Regions from separate parts of the Homo sapiens genome. Here region 2 is linked to region 1. The links are chromatin loops, found by intact Hi-C in ENCODE. Cell type or tissue: PC-9. All regions are shown on one strand. Each heading gives the region's core, and the rest is flanking DNA. Links, peaks and the distances in the headings are about the cores only. Region 1 has its middle 23 kb from the start of LINC00644. Region 2 overlaps GPHB5 (glycoprotein hormone subunit beta 5).

What was found. Hi-C counts contacts between places; a loop is a spot of excess contacts. Peaks named below come from ENCODE experiments on the same cell type or tissue, not always from the same donor. Only the 100,000 strongest peaks of a DNase experiment are listed, where the experiment ranks them.
Region 2: a loop joins it to region 1, with 10 times the contacts of the local background. A loop is called at or near these places in 10 of 110 quality-filtered maps.

Annotation. Positions count from the first base shown.
Region 1 is chr14:62,157,556-62,168,376 of GRCh38, forward strand. No RefSeq gene overlaps it. Among named protein-coding and RNA genes, the nearest start is that of LINC00644, 23 kb to the left of the region's middle. In PC-9, for the core only: CTCF peaks have their summits at 5,624 and 5,830; a DNase peak (open chromatin) is centred at 5,636; H3K27me3 peaks cover 794 bases.
Region 2 is chr14:63,303,642-63,314,462 of GRCh38, forward strand. GPHB5 (glycoprotein hormone subunit beta 5) reads right to left here. Exons shown (of 3, transcript NM_145171.4): 3 at 9,194-9,475. The coding sequence ends at 9,287. Among named protein-coding and RNA genes, the nearest start is that of GPHB5, 9.9 kb to the right of the region's middle. In PC-9, for the core only: a CTCF peak has its summit at 5,299 (motif pointing left); no DNase peak of the experiment used is centred there; H3K27me3 peaks cover 327 bases.

The sequences.
Region 1 (10,821 bases), core at 990-8,989:
AGAAAAAAGCAAAAGAAACTAGTCATTTAGAGCAGTAGCCGAGGCACACAAAGATTGGTGTTAGGTGTTAGAGCCTATTGTTTCTTCATTGCTCATTGATACATTCATCAGTATAGTCTCAAGGACCCCTGGTTGAAATCTCTGCTCTTCTATTTACTAATCATAAAATGGAAAACTTATTTAGTCACCCTGAGCCTCAGTTTCCTTATGTATAAAATGAGAATGATAGTACTTGCTTCATAGAATTATAAGGATTAAATTGAATATATATATATAATGCAGATGATTAAGTAACATTTATGTAGAACTTAATATTTGCCAGGCATTTTCTAATATATACATACATATCGTGAACTATTATTAAGCTTCTTCCGTGGGGTACATGTGGGTGGAGAGACACTGAAGTAGAAATGCCTTGTAGATAAATGGAAAGATTCTAAACATCCCCAAGGGTGCTGTATTTTGCTGAGTAAAATGCCAGATCTTAGATCTTGTAAATCTTGTCACATTTGAGACCCCAGCCACCATGGTTTCTGGGACCAACTTAATGACTGATTCTACACTCTCTCGGTTTTGTGGTAACTAGCTCTGATTTGTGCGTGAGAAACACACACACACACACACACACACACACACACACACAAACAACACAGCCGATGAGGAATAGGTGAGCACTGGAGATTATTCCTCTCATCATCAGTGCAGATGTCCACAGAAATTCCCTGAGGGTCTTTAAATTCGAGCTTTTGGTCACTGAATTCAGGCAGGCATTTATAAGAGATTTTTAGGCTTTTCCATTATTTTTCCTGTGATTTGTCTTTTAAAATAAGCTTTTATAGTAGACGCCTATGTTATTTTTCCTCCATCAGATGAAAATGATTATCTTTGTGAATTGTACTCTCCACTTGATTATCCCCTTCCCACTTTCCTGGGTGTAGCAGAACATCCTCTGAGGTCACTTAAGGGAATACATCTTTTACTAATGGCTCGTTGTACATGAGGGAACTGGATTGCCTGTCTGTTTGTTTAGTTTTACATTCTGGAACAGTTTTCTTGACAGAAAATAGTCATTTTTTTATGTATGAATCAGATATCAGGGCTATTTACCAAGTGAATCCATTTTTCATATCCCAGAAGAAAGAAAATGTATTTTAAAATAAGGTTATTGTAACTTTTGCTTGTATGTATAATTGATGTAGTTTTGGGTAACACATATCTATAATGCACACTAACAAAAAAGGGAAAAAATGAGGATGTGACATATAAACTACACTTTAAGTACAGCAGTGCATGTGATCACATTGTTAACAGAAATTGTGTCAATATTAACAACTGCTCAGCTCAGTGGTGGGCAGCCCAGCCCAAATCTGGTATAACTGTCTGTTTAGTTTATCAGTCTTGGCTATCAAGTCTCCTGACGTAACAAAACCACCCATGACAGCTGACCACATTGAATATCCAGATAAGGACTCGGGGAAAATTGAGCTGACTACTTTGATCATACCAGAACAGTTAAGATTAATCTCACTGGGAAATGCATGTAATCAATTTCTCATTTGTTCCTATAAATTAAAATGAACATAGTTTGTTTTCCCAGGGTCAAGATGATGGCATACATGCAAATTTGTATCCAGTTCTTTTCACTTAACATTACAACAAAAATTCTCCTGTCATTACTGGCTTTTGAAAAACATCCTTTGGTGTAAATATTTATTCAATTAGAGGGAAAATAATGTTATATTTTTGTTGGAAATTTAAATGATTTTAATTTTTTGGTATTACAGATAGTACTTTTATCAATATCATACATAAAGCCTTTTCAGTTTTCTCATGATAGGTTTATAAAAGTGGAATTTTAAAGTCAAATACATTTATAAGACTCTGGATAGATACTCTCAACTTATTCTTCAAAATGGTTACATTGTAGAATCTGAAAATGCTTACGTCACCACACTCGAGAAACACAATTACTGTCTCTCTCTATGAAAGATGGCATAATTAGTTGGCATTATTAAAGCATCATTGCAGTATGTTGATATGTGCATATGTGTGGCAGGAGTGTGTCTGTCTGTCTGTTCTTCCTGTCTGCTATTTATTCTGAATCTACAGTGGGAGTCTGGTGTACCCAACTTTTAAGTGTGACTGGCTTCGATTTATTTTGTGTCTTTTTTGTTTTCCTTCTTTACCACACAGCCTTCTTCATATTGTCCCTCTCATTAAGAATGACTGGGTTGTTCAGGGGATTGGCAACATTTTCTTTTCCATCTGAAAGTCAGGAAAGTGCATAATAATCACGTCCTAAGAGCAATACGGATAAAACCATTGCAGGCAGTGCACAATGTGTGGCAATAGCCAGGGTTCTCTGGTGAACTCTTTTAATATGTGTTCTAAGTTGATAGGACATTTCTTTAGGAAAACTTTTTTTAGTGGCTGAATCCTATGCTGTACTGGGCTTTACCTATCAATCTACACATTTTCAGTTGTTAGTGTCAGAAACACAACCCAAATAGGGAAAATATTGGCTCAAGGGACATAGAAGTTCTAGAATTATAGCTACTTTAAATGAAATGAATGGAGGCTTGGACCATCCCTTGGGTGCCAGTTTTCCTCTCTGCCAGCCTCCCTGGTTCTGCTCCTGCCTCTACTGTCTGCCCTCTTGCAATGGGGTTCCAACTGCACATTTTCTGTCTGTCTAGTGGGAAAAGAAAGATTCCTAATCTCTGATAGCTCAAACTGAGGGTTGGGAATTGTGTCCTTATTAGGTCTGATTGGCTTTCCTTGGGTCATAAACCCAACCCAGAACCGATTCCTAAACACAGATGAGCAAAACGAACTGACTGGCTTAGCTTTGGGTGTTGTGTCCTACCCTTGGACTTGGACTGTAAGTGCAGTGGAAGGGATCCCAGACAAAAATCAGGGGTTGTTGCAGAAGTGCATACTTGGAAACCATGTGTATTATAACTCTTATCGTTCTGCATTCTAAAGGCAAGTTTCCCCCAATAAACTATAAACCCCAGGATCACAGAGACAATGTTTGTTTCGTTCTTCAATGCCAAGCTACAAGCCTTGCTCTTAGTAAGCACTCAATACGTATTTGTTGAATAAATGAATAGGAGCAGCTGATTAGCATGTCTCAATTTAATATCCTGGTATTTTTGGTAACTATGAAATTGTGGCAGTGGTAGATGCTGTGATACTTAAAAATAGTCTTTACAAATTATTAAAATTTTAAAAATTTGTAAAAAGGCCTCCCTCCTGTTGCCATGTAAAAAGTTGGTAACTTCATGGTAACTTGATCTGTGTTGCAGTTTATAATTGCAGCCTTCACTCCCTTAGCAGTGTTTGTACTCAGGAAGCTCATCGTCAGTGACTTCTATCTTCTTCTCAGCTCTAGTAGTATACAACATCTAATCATGGTCAATTAATACTTGATGGCTTCCTTCAGGACTCTAGATGCTGAAATTACTGCTCAGAGCTGAGAGTGGCTTTCCCAACATGCAACATCCATAGACAAAGCAAATGTTAAGATCCCCGACAGGCTATATTGCAAGAATGGGAAATTGAACAATTCCATGGCCGGTAAAAAGAAGACTGGCAACCTTTATAATACAAAAGGGAATATGGAATGTGACTAAGTGTGGTGTTAAACATTAAAATGACACCATCAAGAAGGACAGAAAGCACCAATGATAAGAATAAAGGGGAACAAAAATTTGGGCAAAATTTGGAACAAAATAAAGGGGAACAAAATTTTTTTTTCTTCCCCCTCTCCTCTAGTGTTTGAGGCCTGATGTGATCCAGTCAATTCCTTTATCCACCTGGGTTGTCTTATTGACCTCTTTGATGTTTTCCCTGCTGGCACTGAGGATGTTGCTGTAGTGCTGGAAAGGGCTTACTTTCGTTAACCAGTTCCCTCCCAGTTAGAACGGCTGTCCTACCTACACGTTAAGTTCATGTCCCAGGAATTGCCGAGCACTAAACTTTCATTTGTATGCTGACTGATCAATATGTCTGACGTGAATATAAGAGAGAATGAAAATCTCCATTCCAGGTATTCAGTGGAATACAATGGTGGACAAGTTTTCAAAAAATTGGGGAGGAAAGATTTCCTTTGGACTTGGAAGGGGAGTAGAGGTCTATGCAGCCCAGAAAAGAGCAGGCAGGTATACAGTGCTTAGACGGTTGTGGGAGGCAGGACAGCAGCTTTTGGGAGCTTTGGCTATATAAAATATTTCCATTCCCTGAAACAGCTAGATCTGAAGAGGGTAAACCAAGCTGAAACAGGGCTCTTCTTTCCTAAACCAGAGGAGGCCTCCCTGCCTGTTGCCACTACCTAAGGTCCTGGGACTGCTTTGCCACAGCTGTGTGAGTATGTGTGTGTATGTATGTGTATGTGTGCATGTGTGTGCGTGTGTGTGTGCATGTGTGCACATGTGTGTGTGCCCCCACTGATGACTGAGATTGAATTCTCCCCACTGTGGTATTATTTTGGGTGCAGGTGAGTGCTTAGAGCTGCAGTGGAGTGGTTTGTCTTTATAAACTCTTTGTTATATTACTGTGTTTATTTCTGTTAGAAAAACACAATTCAATAATAACATGATGTTTATGGTGGAAAACCTAAAAAATATAGGGTAGAAAAAAGAAGAATATAGAAATGACTTTTTTTTTTTTTGAGATGGAGTTTCGCTCTTGTTGCCCAGGCTGGAGTACAAGGGCGCGATCTCAGCTCACTGCAACCTCCGCCTCCTGGGTTCAAGTGATTCTCCTGCCTCAGCCTCCCGAGTAGCTGGGATTACAGGCATGCACCACCACACCCGGCTAATTTTGTATTTTTAGTAGAGATAGGGTTTCTCCATGTTGGTCAGGCTGGTCTTGAACTCCCAACCTCAGGTGATCAGCCCGCCTCAGCCTCCCAAAGTGGCAGAAGTACAGGCGTGAGCCACCGCGCCCGGCCTAGAAATGACTTTTAATCCACCACTCAATCACTATCTGTATTTTGATATATATATTTCCCCTCCTCTTTCTCTTCTTTTTCTCTTTCCCTTCCTAAAGCAAAATGATAGTGGACATACTGGCCTTTTTTTTTTTTTTTTTTTTTGTAAAACCTGGCTTTTACACACACACACTCACACATGCACACACACACAATCACTTTATATATTTGTGGTGACAACTTTCTAAGTCATTAAATATTCTTCTACAATACTATTTTTGGTGATTATAAAATGTTACACAATCCATTCAACAAGTTCTCCATTGTTGAACATGATTATTAGTTCAGATTTTTGCCGTTACAAATATCTCTCTGATAAGAAATGTATAAATCTGTTTGTGCATCCATTAATTAATTTTGAATACATCCATCATTTCACAAACTTTAGAATTTACAGGTCTGTAATGTCTCATGCTTTCTAGTGGTTTGTTGATTCCAGTTTGGGAATAAATTTCATTGAATACATTCCTGAAAGGGGGCATTGCCAGCTCAAAAGGGACCCAAAATGGTAAAGTTTTCCACATTACTCCAGAGAACCACTTTCCAACGTGCAATTGTGTGATTCTAGGATTCTGTGGTCAGGTTCTCTTTCTGGGTGACTTGCTGCAGCACAAGCCATTCTACTCTAGATGGCGATGTTTCATTAGTTTAAAAGCCTGCTCTGCCGTGGAACAGATGCATAACAATCGTTTTCCCAATTACCTGTGGATCTACTAAAACTTAGAAGAGAGACAACAATGGGGATACAGTAGTCACATAACTTTCGTCTAAAAGGCATTATTTATTCAAGGCCAAGAATCAACGAGTCCTACCCTGGCGTTCGCCCTTTGTGACATTAATCTTAGGAAAGTGGTAACTATTTACAAGGGTGCAGGATGTTGCAGATCTTGAAGCTTGAAAAGATGAAAATAAACCCCCATAGATGAAGTTCTTGTCTTGTCCCTTACCCTTGCACACTTACTCTCAATTTCTCAGGTCAACCTGGCAGGGGGATACCCTCACTTTCCCTCCTCATCCCATGACTCTCCAGTGGATTTTCTATCCCTGGGTTCTTTCTGATTTGTGGGCATGGGAATATTCACTGTTCTGAGGACAGGTCTGGTGGTGTGTCCTGCAAACCTCTCACTCACCTCTCTTCCTGTACCCAGTCTCTCTCCTGCATAAACGGAACAGGATTTGAATCTGAACACAAAAGCTTCTGGATGAGTGGCCACCCTTCAGGCAGCCCAAAGCCTCCTTATAGCACTGAAGAAACACTTTTGAGAGACATAGGTAGGAATCTTGTCACTCTTTTGGGCTGATCACTATGAGAAAATTCTACAGAGACTTTGTTCACCTGGCAAACTACTGTGCATCTTTTAAGACTCAATTCAACTCACATGTCTCATCTTCTGCAGAGCACCTCTAAGTCCAGAGACAGTAGGTTTTTCCTTTGTGCTCTCAAACACATTCATTCATTCTTTTTTCAAAATTATTTATTGAGTGCTAACTATAGTTGGGGTATACTACAAGCAAGACAGACAGGGCTGCTGCTTTTTCATAGTTCAGAACCAAATGAAATGCCATTTAATTACCAAAAATATTTTTGACAAGAATCATGAAGAACAAGTACAGGTGTTTTAAATCCTTGTGGAATTTAAATACCTACAGAATTTAAAACAACGCAGGTTGGGAAGCCAAGAATGACCAGAAGTTAATGAGGTGACGGCAGAAGGGCAAGAGAGTCGGGCAGGAAGGAAAGCCATGCACACAGGGCCCCAGGAGGGAGGAATTGAGTACATGTGAGAAACAGGGTGGGCCCAGGACAGTCAGTGCCTAATGGAGAGAGGCATGAGATGAGGCTAGAGATAATCTCCCACAGCCTATAGGCTGTACTGTGGACTTTGCATTTATCTAAGAGCATTTGGGAAACTATGCAGAGGTTTAAAATAAGAACGTGATGGGATCCAATTTGAGTTAGATAAGCTCACTCTGGCAGATATGTGGAGAACAGTTCAGTGTACAGATGCTGGGAGACTAGTTGGGAAGCTATGCCACCTTCCAGGCATAAGGTTTTAGTGCTGGTGGAGATAAAAGGGATGGATTTGAGACATAAGTAGGAGGTAGAGGAGCCATGAGGTAGTAACTAGTTATATGAAGAGTGAAGGAGAGGGAATAATCAAGGATGGCACCCAAGTCTGTGGCCTCAGTAAGTAATTGAGTTTATTAAGACCATGGGCAACTGGAAGAGAAGCAGATATGGGTACAATTTCATGATGTCAGTTTTGGACAAGTAGCATGGAAAAGCCTGAGAAATATCCAAGTAGTATTGTCAAATATATAGATTTGGGGTCTGGAAGAAAGTCAGGTGGGAAAGTTGTCCTTAAAGTGTGATCCCTAGAGCAGCAGTGTCACCTGGGAACTTATTAGAAATGCACGTTTCTGATTCACTGGAATCAGAAGTGGGAGCACAGCCCAGCAATCTGAGTGTTAACAAGTTCCCCAGATGATTCTGATTCATGCTAAAGTTTGAGAACTACTAGCATATATCTCCAACATTTAGAAGCTGTGTAGAGGAGGATGCATAATCAAAGAATCCCAAGCAATGATGAGAGGTGTAGGAGGAAAGCTGAGGAAGTATAGAGTCACAGAAACCTAACGAGAGAGAGGTCAACTGTGTGGAGGGCTGCTGTGAGGTCAAATAAAATGAAGACTGACATGGGTCCACTGGCTTAACAGTTGGTGGTCATAGCTTCAGCAATTATGGGGGAACCGTGGGGCGAGCAGCCTGTTGAGTGTGCGTTAAGGAAGGAGAGGAAGATGGAGAAATGGGGTGCTACATTTCTCTTTGATAAACCTGTCTTAGAACAGGAAATGAAAGGTGGGTGGTAATTTGACAGAAAATGTGAAGTTGGACATTTTTTATAAAGAATGTATGCTTTCTAAGCAAATGTATAGAAAAGTGCACAAATCACAATTATGAGGCTCAACTTAGACAAGTTGGTGACCAAACTCAATCACAAAAATGGAGAGTGACAGGAGATGGTGTCCTTTGCCTGGAGCACAGCCCTCCTCTGCGTACAGCTACACCATTCCAAGCCTGCTGTCTACAGAATGTTGGAGAACACGGACAGGTGCATTAGATGACTCTTCTGCCTGTAGGATCCACTCAGCACCTGGTAATGCTGGCTGGTATTCACCTGAGCCCTTCACCTGAAACGTATCTATCTTTCCCCCGAGGAAGCATGTGAGACTCAGGATGGGAACCCTACATTTACCTCCAGGGTTAGATCCTAATCAGTTAAATTAATCATGGTAATATCATCTTCCTTGCCAACGATTGGCTCAGTGCCCAGGCCTTAGCCAATCAGGGCAATTTTCACTGGTACAGGCGTGGACAAGCAAAGTAAGTTGAACCAATTAGAATGAAGGATAATGCTTTTACTCCGTGATTTGGGTGAAAGACATTCACTACACCAGAGGAGACAAAGGAAGCACGTTGCTGTTATTGCTGTTCATGGCCTTCTTCCAACAGTAAGGGAAGCTAGTTTGAAGATAAACTGTACAAAGGAAAGTAAAACAAGAGAAGTGCAGCGAAATGGTGCCGGAGCCGTGATGCAGCTACAACCTAGAGTTCTCACAATCTCTTAATTTCCTGCTGTCGGCGATAAATGTGATCATTTTGGCCGATTTGGTTCAGTTTTTCTGTTCCGTGAAGCTGAAAGCATCCTGACACAGGTAGGTATCACTGTTTTCTCGAGTACATAGATGAGTAAAGTAAGACTTAATAGAGGTGAAGTCACTCACCAGCTGTACATTTGAACCCAGAACTTCTGATTTCTAAGCCCACAATCTTATCTGTTAGCCTTATGCCTCCAGCTAAGGCTGTGTGCCCTCTCTCTCATTCCTTAGAAAGATTTATTTCTCAGAAGGCTGCTTGCATCTCCATACAAGTAAACTTCTACTGGTCTGTGTTTATCAGGGACACAGCAGAAAACAGATGGCGTACTTGGGTAGGGTAATTAAAGAACACTTAATAAGGAGTCTTCTACAAAACTGTGGGCAGAGTTAAGGGAAACCAAAAAAGGCCAATGAAACTCTCCAGGGTTCACAATAGACAAGGTTCATTCCTACTCTTAAATCCAAAAGAGCAAAACAAGAGTGAGGAAGTGGGGGACAATTCAGGGAAACTGCAGAGAGCTATACCTCTGAACCTGGGAGAGGGTCACTTTTTAAAGTCAAGGTTTTCAGTGGAGCATTGCAGTCATGGCCCAACCTGTGAGAAGACAGTAAGGGAGCCTGGGCCATATGTATTTTGATCGCTTTATTCTCTCACCCTTCAGTCTCCTGTTGGTCTCCCTTGAGAAGCCAGTGGGCAAAGGGCTTGGATGATGGAGTCCATAGAGAAGGGAACAGAGCAGGAAGAAGAGTGGAGAATAGATATGGAAGATATCCAGCACAAAGGACCTCTCATTTCCACCAGTTTCCCTGACTTGCTCAATGTTGCAGATTGGTTAACCTGGGAAGTGGACTCTGAAAATGAGATTAGCTTGCAGAATATTTTATATGAAATGTCTTTGCTGTCAACCCCCATGAAAGGAAGGGAAGGAAGTAGGATTGGGCAGAGAGGATGAGATGCAACACGGTCCTCAAAAAGCTCTCAGCCAATCTCATGGGAAGCTCTTGGCCTGGGGTGGCCTTTCAGGGTTCTCCGGAGTTGGGGTGTAGGAATTTTATAGGCCTCAGTTGATCAATCATTGGATGTAGACTGTTTGCGTATTCAGGTATCATTGTCAACTCAGACTCTGTCAACAGTCCTTAACATGTTTCAATTTCCCTTTTTCAACTCCACGGTTTCCTAATCAATTGTATAGGTCTCTTTAAAAAGAGACTGGAGGAATCATTCCCAGCATGCTTGCCATGGTATTGCTGGGTTCTTCCTCCTGGAAACCTGACTTCTTTTTCCATCCATGGGTTCTGATTCTGAAACCTAGCTTAGGTCTAGAAGCTGAGAAAGGGATTGTGACTTTGCATTGAGATGGCAGCTTTCAGACTCCTGATTAACCACCTTGGATTTCTTTTGATTGTATAGCTTAAGTGCCCTTATTGCTTGCCCATCTACTTTGCCTCTAGCAAAGCTGTTTTCTATTAACCATCTCTATGGGTCATGCTCCCTTTTGCTGACACTCATTCCAATGCTTTCATCCATCCAGTCTCCTGGTTAAGTCCTGATACATGGCCTTGCTTGTTTCAAGGACCTAAATTTCCCACTGTCAGTAGTGAGCTCATTTCTACATCTGCCTTGGCCTATGTAGGAGAGCCACCACAAACAACTTTAGTAATGCTGTTGCCCCTCTCACTAGACACTCATTACTGTTTTAGTAAATGGCAGATCCTCCAGCCCACTTGTGAAATCTGGTGAATTTTCTGGCCTTTCATAGTATATTTTGACATATTCGTTTCTTGAGTCTTTCAATCCCTTCTTCCATTGTCTGGTAGTAATTCTTGGATTTCTCATTTAGTATGAGTCAGCCTAGCAGTATGTTTTCATCATTTCCAAGGGTCCTTGCCGGAGCATTAAAGGCTGTATTATAAGAAACTACTCTTATATCAAACTGTTATTCAAATTTGTTTTACCCACCTTGATCTGGGACACCCAGATTCCTACTTACATCTTTCTGGGTAGAAGTGTACCATACAGTTACTTTAGGATTAAAGTACCTCTCCTTTTAGCATGTTCCAAACCGAGTTATGTTGTGACTTAACCATATTTATTTGTCAAGTGACCAGGAAGGAAAGTGAGGGCAAATCCTGAGGGGGCATGTGTTCTTTTGTGTGGGTGCGATCTG
Region 2 (10,821 bases), core at 1,326-9,325, 1.1 Mb after region 1:
CTACAAGAATTGCTATGCTAAAAGGAGCTCTAAATCTTGAAACAAATCCTGGAAACACATCAAAGCAGAACCTCTTTAAAGCATAAACCACACAAGACCTGTAAAGCAAAAATACAAGTTAAAAAGCAAAAACAAAACAAAAAAAAAAAACAAAGTAGACAGGCAACAAAGAGCATGATGAATGCAACAGTACCTCACATTTCAATACTAACATCGAATGTAAATGGCCTAAATGCTCCATTTAAAAGATATGGAACCACAGAATGGATAAGAACTCACCAACCATCTACTGCCTTCAGGAGACTCACCTAGCACATAAGGACTCACATAAACTTAAAGTAAAGGGGAGGAAAAAGGCATTTCATGAAAATGGACACCAAAAGTGAGCAGGAGTAGCAATTCTTATATCAGAAAAACAAACTTTAAAGCCACAGCAGTTAAAAGAGACAAAGAGGGACATTATATAATGGTAAAAGGCCTTGTCCAACAGGAAAATATCACAATTCTAAACATATATGCACCTAACACTGGAGCTCCCAAATTTATAAGACAATTACTAATGAACTTAAGAAATGAGATAGACAGCAACACAATAATAGTGGGGACTTCAGTACTCTACTAACAGCACTAGACAGGTCATCAAGACAGAAAGTTAACAAAGAAACAATAGATTTAAACTATACCTTGGAACAAATGGACTTCACAGATATATACAGAACATTACCATCCAATAACCACAGAATACGCATTCTATTCAACAGTGCATGGAACTTTCTCCAAGATCGACCATATGATAGGCCATAAAACAAGCCTCAATAAATTTAAGAAAATTGAAATTATATCAAGCACTCTCCCAGACCACAGTGGAATAAAACTGGAAATCAACTCCAAAAGGAAGCTTCAAAACCATGAAAATACATGGAAATTAAATAACCTTCTCCTGAATGAGCGTTGGGTCAAAAACGAAATCAACATTGAAATTTAAAAATTCTTCAAACTGAACGACAATAATGACACAACCTATCAAAACCTCTGGGATACAGCAAAGGCAGTGCTAAGAGGAAAGTTCATAGCCCTAAACGCCTTCATCACAAAGACTGAAACAGCACAAACTGACATTCTAAGGTCACACCTCAAGGAACTAGAGAAACAAGAACAAACCAAACTCAAACCCCGCAGAAGAAAGGAAATAACCAAGGCCAGAGCAGAACTAAATGAAATTGAAACAAAAATAAATACAAAAGATAAATGAAACAAAAAGCAGGTTCTTTGAAAAGATAAATAAAATTGATAGACCATTAGCAAGATTAACCAAGAAGGAAGAGAAAAAATCCAAATAACCTCACTAAGAAACAAAACAGGAGATATTACAACTGACACCACTGAAATACAAAAGATCATTCAAGGCTACTATGAACACCTTTACTCACATAAACTAGAAAACCTAGAAGAGATGGATAAATTCCTGGAAAAATACAACCCTCCTAGGTAAATCACCAAAGAATTAGATACCCTGAACAGACCAACAACAAGCAGCAAGACTGAAATAAATGGTAATCTAAAAATTACCAACAAAAAAAGTACAGGACCAAATGGATTCACAGCAGAATTCTACCAGACATTCAAAAAATTGGTACCAATCCTTTTGACGGTATTCCACAAGATAGAGAAAGAAGGAACCCTCCATAATTCATTCAATGAAGCCAACATCACCCTAATACCAAAACCAAGAAAGGACCTAACCAAAAAACTAAACTACAGACCGATATCCTTGATGAATGTAGATGCTAAGATCCTTAACAAAATACTTGCTAACTGAATCCAACAAAAAGATTATCAAAAAGGTAATCCACAATGATCAAGTGGGTTTCATACGAGGGATGGTTTAATATACACAAGTCAATAAATGTGATACACCACATAAACAGAATTAAAAACAAAAATCACATGATCATCTCAATAGATGCAGAAAAAGCATTCAGCAAAATTCAGAATCACTTTACGATTAAAACTCTCAGCAAAATCAGCATAAAAGGGACATGCCTTAATGTAATAAAAGCCATCTATGACAAACTCACAGCCAACATAATACTGAATGGGGAAAAGTTGAAAGCATTCCCTCTGAGAACTGGAAAAAGACAAGGACGCCCACTCTCACCACTCCTCTTCAACACAGCACTGGAAGTCCTAGCCAGAGCAATCAGACAAGAGAAAAAATAAAGGGCATCCAAATCGGTAAAGAGGAAGTCAAACTGTCACTGTTTGCTGACGATATGATTGTTTACCTTGAAAACCCTAAGTCCTCCTCCAGAAAGTTCCTAGAACTGATAAAAAAAATTCAGCAAAGTTTCCAGATACAAGATTAATGTACACTAGTCAGTAGCTCTTCTATACACCAACAGCGACCAAGTGGAGAATCAAATAAAAAACTCAACCCCTTTTACAATAGCTGCAAAAGAAAGAAAAAAAAAAGGAAACTTAGGAATATACCTAACAAAGGATTCGAAAGACCTCTACAAGGAAAACTACAAAACACTGCTGAAAGAAATCATAGATGACACAAAAAAATGGAAACACATCCCATGCTCATGGATGGGTAGACTCAATAGTGTGAAAATGACCATACTGCCAAAAGCAATCTACAAATTCAATGCAATCCCCATCAAAATACCACCATCACTCTTCACAGAATTAGAAAAAACCATTCTAAAATTCATATGGAACCAAAACAGAGCCCGCATAGCCAAAGCAAGACTAAGCAAAAAGAACAAATCTGGAGGTGTCTGATCTCAACTATCTCACCTAGGTACATTGTCATCAGGTTATCCAAAGTTAAGACGGAGGAAAAAAATCTTAAGAGCTGTGAGACAGAAGCAACTATCTGATCTCAAACTCTACTGTAAGGCCATAGTCACCAAAACAGCGTGGTACTGGTGCAAAAATAGGCACAAAGACCAAGAGGACAGAATAGAGAACCCAGAAATAAACCCAAATACTTACAGCCAACTGACCTTCAACAAAGCAAACAAAAACATAAAGTGGAGAAAGGACACCCTTTTCAACAAATGGTGCTGGGATAATTGGCTAGTCAAATGTAGGAGAATGAGACTGGATCCTCATCTCACACAAAAATCAACTCAAGATGGATTAAGGACTTAAACCTAAGACCTGAAACTATAAAAATTCTACAAGATAACACTGGAAAATCCCATCTAGACATTGGTTTAGGCAAGGATTTCATGACCAAGAACCCAAAAGCAAATGCAATAAAAACAAAGATAAATAGCTGGGACCTAATTAAACTAAAGTGCTTTTCCACAGCAAAAGGAACAGTCAGCAGATTAGGCAGACAACCCACAGAATAGGAGAAAATCTTCACAATCTATACATCTGACAAAGGACTAATCCAGAATCTACAGCGAACTCAAACAAATTAGTAAGAAAAAACAAACAATCCCATCAAAAAGTGGACTAAGGACATGAATAGACAATTCTCAAAAGAAGATATACAATATACAAATGGCCAACAAACATATGAAAAAATGCACAACATGACTAATGATCAGGGAAATGCAAATCAAAACCACAATGTGATACCATCTCACTCCTGCAAGAATGGCCATAATCAAAAAATCAAAAAAACAGTAGATATTGGTGTGGATACAGTGAACAGGGAACACTTCTACACTGCTGGTGGGAATGTAAACTAGTACAGCCTCTATGGAAAACAGTGTGGAGATTATTTAAAGATCTAAAAGTACAACTACCATTGGATCCAGCAATCCTACTGCTGGGTATTTACCCAGAGGAAAAGAAGTCATTATTCAAAAAAGATACTTGCACACGCATTTTTATGGTGGCCCAATTCACAATTGCAAAATCGTGGAACTAACCCAAATGCTCATCAACCAAACAGTGGATAAAGAAGCTGTGATATATATATATATACATATACATATATATATATATACCACATATGTATATATATATGTATATGTATATATGTATATATACATATATATATATACAATGGAATATTACACAGCCATAAAAAGAAATGAATTAACAGCATTTGCAGTGACCTAGATGAGATTGGAGACTATTATTCTAAGTGAAGTAACTCACGAATGGAAAACCAAACATTGTATGTTCTCACTGAAATGTGGGAGCTAAGCTATGAGGATGCAAAAGCAAAAGAATGATGCAATAGACTTTGGGGTCTTTGGGGGAAGAGTGGGAGGGGAGTGAGGGATAGAAGACTACCAATAGGGTGCAGTGTATACTGCTCAGGTGATAGGTGCACCAAAATCTCACAAATCACCACTAAAGAACTTACTCATGTAACCAAATACCACCTGTACCCCAACAACGTATGTTAAAAATAAAAAATAAACACATTTCCAAGAGTAAGGAGTTGCTGAGAGTTAGTTTATGCACCAGAGTCAATTCCCCTGCACCACTCCTCACATGCCTAGGAAACAAGTTTAGAACATACATCCCTCAGTTCCGCAACAGTCTCTTTGAATTTCCCTTCAAGGCTCTGCTTTTTCTCCCTCAGTCTCCTCCATGGTAAGCTTTCATTTAAGCTACAGCAAAACATTATCTTCCTAGAGGTTATACAGCAAACCAGAGAAAACTTCCACTCTCCATAAAACAGCCCAACCTTGCACGGAGCCACCTCCAGGAAAGATGGCAGAAATGCTAATCAATGGTAAGAGATAGTCTGACGATAAACTTAAAGACTTCTCCAAGCAGGAATAACTTGTAAGAAGCATTCCAAAAAGGCACTGTGCTCTAGTGGAAAACGTTTGGTTCTGATTCAAAGAAACCTAGCATGTGCTACTTATTAGCTCTGTGAACTTGGGCAAGTTATTTGACCTCTCTGAGCTTCTATTTCATCATCTGTAAAATGCTAATGGTAAAATGACAATGACAATGCTTACTAGCATAGTTAATACAATAACTAAGAAGTATTAATATAAAGGATTCTGCTTATAGTAAGAGATTCATAAATAGTAACAATACATATTTTTTTATTTTCCAAACACAGTACCTTGCACAAAATTTAAGTTAATAAATATTTGTGGAAAGAAGGAAGGGAGAAAGAAAAAGGGAGACGAAAAAGATTCCAGTTTAGCACAGTATAAATCCTGATAGAGGCTTTCCTCTTTTTCACTAATAAATTCTCTGATTATAACATAGATCTATTGAGGAAATTGTTTGAATACCATGGACTATTAGCACACAGATCCCGCAGATCAGAGCCCTCTGGTGGCCATTGCAGCTTTGCTACCTGTTAGAACAATTTTGCCCACCTTGTCTCTCACAGCTGCATGTCGCCACCTGGTCCCTGTTGTCCTAGATCCCTGTCTCCTACGCTGACACCAGAAGCCCAGTGCCACAGCAGCTTCCCCTGGCATCAACCTCAGCCTAGAAAGGACAGTGACGATCAAGCTTTTCTGAGACGCACCCCTCACTAGTCATTCTTTGTTGGTTTGTAAAAGAAATGGCCACTAAACCCTCCAGATGAACACAGCCAACTGGCGAGTTCTCTGGTCTTATGTAATAAATCCATTCTGGCAGGCCCACCTCTCTGTGCCTTTTGTTCCTCAGTACTCTGCCAGGACAGTTCTGGTATCTTCTTTTCATTAATGCAAGCCACCATTTTCCTCACTCTTGAAGGACACTTCCCAACAGCACACTGGGACCAGATCCAGGTGTCCTTTTGATTACATTACATTCTGATAATGCCTGCATATGGATGAAATCTTCTTATCCAGTCTTATATTCTGGCACCCCACCCCCCATATCCCTGTCTGAACCCCCCGAGATCCATTGCTAAGCACACTCCACCAATTCCTCCTGGAAACTGTCAAATCCTGAAGCTCCTTCAGGGGAGACACTTGTTCCTCCCACCACAGAGCAAGTCCTTTCCCAGCCAGATCATCCTGAGACTTGACTATAATGAACCATCTAGAATAATACGGGATTGTGGGCAGTATTTGAGGAAGGCAAGTATCATCATGTAAAGCATCCTCCTCAGCTTGGTCTCCAGGCAAGGGGAGTCTGCTCTCCACTAGCAAGGAGGGGCCAGGAGGTTCCTCTGCAGGGAAACCTCAAGTCCATCATCCACCTAACTGTTCCCATTCCAGGTCTCTATGTCTCACTTTTTCCCTATTAGGACCTGGACTTAAGTATAGGAGACTTGCCAGAGTGGTAAATTCAGCCCTTTTATTAATTCAGCTGCTTTCTCAATTAGATATTAGGCCTAATTTTCAGCACAGTCTGTCCTTCAGCTGCATTCGAAGACAATCTCTTCAAATCAGCTTTCATATCATGCCTGAGGGCTTTTATTGCACTTAACGACCAACTAATCCCACTGTCCTTATAATTACCATGGTCTTCAATATCTCCCAAATGTTACTGTATTAGCCAGTGCATGCCTTCCCATGTGTATTCCAGATCAATTCACTACAAGGCAGTCAGTACGTGAACTGCACATTTTGGTCAATGGCAGACGGCACATATGATGGTGGTCCCATAAGATTATGTTTTTTCTGTACTTGTTCTATGTTTAGATACACAAATACTTGTATTTTTTGTTTTACAGTTGCCTACAGCATTCAGTATAGTAATCTGCTGTACAGATTCGTAGCCTAGCAGCGATAAGCTATACTACATAGCTTAGCTATGTAGTAGGCTATACTGTCTAGGTTTGTGTAATTACACTATGATGTTCTCACAATGACAAAATTACCTAATGATGCATTTCTCATAACGTACCCTCGTTAAGTGACCCATGACTGTAATTGTGATGCTACAGCATGCTACGTCCTGCATTAAAGCTGAGCTTCCCAAAAGACAGCTAAGCCAGAGTTTATTCATTTGGCCCCTTAAATCCACTCTCTACCTTTCTTCAACTTGCTGCCTAGAAGGCCAACATTTATGGACTGAATCAATGGGTTTTCTCACTCTCTGCTTTCCCATTTGATTCCCACGTGTTTTTGTTTTTTTTTTTAAGAGATGGGGTCTTGCTCTGTCATTCAGGCTGGCGTGCAGTGGCACAATCACAGCTCACTTGCAGCCTTGACCTCCCAGTCTCAAGGGATCCTCCCACCTCAGCGCCCTGAGTAGTTGGGACTACAGCTGCGCACCACCACACCCAGCTAATTTTTTTTATTTTTTGAAGAGACAGGGTCTCACCGTGTTGCCCAGGCTAGTCTCACACGCCTGGCCTCAAGTAATTCTTCCACCTCGGCTTCCCAAAGTGCTGGGATTACAGGCATAAGCCACCACGCCCAGCTTGATTCCCATTTCATTCAACAGAAGACCAGGGGATGGGAGGAGAGTGAGGATGGGTATCTGCTCCCCCACCTCCCTCCCTACCAGGTCTCAGTTTGGGAAGGGCTGCATCCTCCTACCAAAGGCTGCAGCTCCTGTCAAGGATCTCACTCCTACAGTTCTCTCTGGGGTCTGACAATCACTCCCTCCTCTTGTTCCTTCAGCCTAGGGTTGTCCATTGCCGCTGAACCAGATCTGTTTCAACCCCACTTGTTGGTTTCCTTAATTCTGCCCACACATTTGTAAATCGTCTCTTCTGTATCCCACTACAATAGATCACCGGTTTCCTGCCAGGACCTTTATTCATGCTACGGTCATCTTTTCTCAAATCCTGGCAAGCCCTTTGTGCCTCAGAAAATTCTGAGGAGAGTCTTTAGGGGTGGGTTGAAAACACTTGAGTGGCACCACTCAGGATTCATCCCTAATCATCACCCACTGTTCCAGCAGAGACCCCAAGTACTTGCCTTCTTCTTATGCTAGAGTGACTTCCATTCCTACCAACACATCTGCTAAAGGTTGGGTGGATTTTGCTCCTGCCCTTTGTTCCCAGATGTTCACCCCGCAACCCAGTACTTGACTGTCAATCTCAACATTTGCTTTACTGTGTTTTAGGGGGACTCCTTGAGTTCTTATTCAAGAAGGACTCCTGGCTCCCAGGGGTATGTCTGGGCAGTTTGTGCCACCGTTGGGACTCATGCTACCCAGAGTCATCTGTCTGTGTCCCTTACTAAACATGACATGCCACATAAATGCTTAAGTAAAAATAACCTTGTAGTGTATTTGAGGTGTGCTTCTCACTGTTACTCCAAGTATACTAAGAATTAAAAAGACTTTCTTGAATGTTGTCATGAATCCAAAAGACAGAGGACATGCTTTATTGGCATTAATATAGGTTTTCTTGGCACATTATGAAAAAGGAACAAGGTTAAATTCAACCCCAAAAATGCCAGAATTAAAGACATTTGCATAACATTAGAGTTTTGGAGGTTTTTTCCAGCCACAGAATTAGCTACTGTAAGATTTTAGAGAGGCAGGAGCTAGAAAATCACAGGCTTTTTCCTCTGAGCCAGCCATGCAGTTTTACCCCTAAACGCATATAAAATTTCTGAGTTTAGTAAGTTACAACTTAAATTGAAAATATGATAAATGGGGAAGAATACTTGTGATTGGCCATTTTGCCATAGCTTTGGGAGAACATCATACTCTAAAACATGAGTTTAGTTTAATAAGTTTTTAAGGCTAAATGAGATAGCTATTAGTTACATATTTTATTTCTGTTTTTTTTTCTTTTAATCCCAACGTAGCCTCTTTATTAAGACTCTTAAGGGAGCTAGCGAATTTTGCTAGGGAAAAGAATTATCCAAATCCAAACATCTTTTCATTGAAGCTACTCTCTTTGTATATCTGAGCAGTCTTATTTCTTGTGTAGATAATTGCTCAGTTAAAAGGGGAAGGGAGCATTTTCCCTAAAGAAGCTTGCAGCTGGAATTCCTCTGGGGTAAGGAAGACTAGTACATGGGTTTTGTTCATTTCTAGCCCTTTAATCATAAATCCGGTTGGAGATCAGAGGTTAAATAGAACATGAGAATTTAAAGACTTTCCAGCCCCATATCCTAATTACATCCCATGTGTTTAAATCATTAGCATATTATAAGTCCAAATTGGGGGAGGATTGTGATACACAAATTATGTTCCAAGACTCAAGGCAAAGAAAAATTAATTTGCAGGTATGTGAGCTGGAGAAATTATTTTGGTGAAGGCACGAATATTGTTTTGAACTTTTAGCATAAGTAGGCTGCATTTGGGCCTTTTGCCTGAGCTGGACCTAAGGGGCGACAGGTAACCTCCTCCATGGGTGTGGTCGAAATTAAACAGTCTTGCATCCAGGAAGTATAACTGCATGTGCTGCTCACACAGGTGGGTCTGCAGAGAGCAGCTAGCGGCCTCAGATGGTCTCACACTCCGTGGTGGCAGTGGAGCAGGCTCCGCAGTCACAGCGGATGGCCACGGGATAGGTGTAGAAGGGGTCGACTCCCGGGGCACAGTTGGGCAGCTTGACAGTCACCTGTTTGGTCTCGTTGTAGGTACAGACTCGATGATGGGCTTCAATATAGGGGGGTTCCAGAATGGGTTTCTGTCCCCATAGATAGAAAACAGAGAATTCATTAGAACATATGATCTTGTTTCAGTTTTTTAGTATCATTTATCACTATCAGAAATTAACTTGTTATTCGTTGATTTACTTGTTGCTCTGTCGTCTCCCAGTAGAAAACAAACTCCTGAAAGCAAGAAGCTGATTTCACTCAAGACCATATTCTAAGCTCCCAGGAGAGACCATAGCACACAGCAAGTGCTCCATGCATAGTCAGCAAATGAATCATCTTAGTCATTGCAAATACCTTCTAACTGGTCTCCCCTCTTCCATTTTTACTCCCTACAATCTATTTGCAACACAGCGGCCCTGAGTGATCCTGTTTAAACCTAAGTCAGATCATGTCACTCCTCTGCCCAAAGCCCCAGTGATTTCCCATCTCACTCAGAACAAACATCAAAGACCTTATGATCACCTTCAAGACCTACATCACCTTCTCTGCAACTCTACCTTCTGAAATGCCTGCAACCATTCCCACCTCACTGACTTCCTCACTAGGCTCACGGCGGTCTCCTTATTGCTCCTCTGACCCACCAGGAACAGCCCCAGCTCAGGGCCTTTGCACTTACCGTTCCTTCTGCCTGGAACATTCTTCTCCCGTATGATTCACTCTTTCACCAACCTTGGGTTTTTGTTAGAATGTCACCCTCTCAGGGAAGCATTTCCTGACCATCCTATTTAAAATTGCAACATTCCATCTCCATGCCCAGAAACTTCCCATCCCCCATCTTGCTTTATTTTCCACCACAGCACTGATCAATACCACACGACGTAGTCTACCTTTCATTCGTGTGATATTCCTCCCACTCTAGAAAGTAAGCTCTTTTAGGACAGAGATTTTTGCCCACTGTGCCTCAAGTACCCAAAACAGACCCCGGGAGAGTTTCAATAACTATTTGTCATTGAATCAATGAAAGAAAACATTACAAGACAGGTTCCCGAATACTCTGTGCACTGTTCTGATCATCAAAAAGATTCATTTCCTTCCTTCACCTTTTATAAATCTTAAGTTCAAAGACAATTTTGATAAACAGAACACACAGATCAGAAAAAATATCAGCACCTAGCTGGAGTTAAAATCTCGAGCCCTGCAGTCAGAACTAAGGAGCTTGAGTCCCTGTTCTGCCACTTGCTGGAGACCTTGGAAAATCCACTTAACTTCCTGAAGACTCAAGTTTCCTCCTCTGTAAAACAAAATAGCTACCTCCCACCATTGTTTGAGAGATAAGGTAAGATGATATACGCAATGCACAATGTCTAGAACAAAGTAAATGTTCAAAAAATGCAATCCATTTTTTTTTTTTTTGAGACGGAGTCTTGCTGTCTCC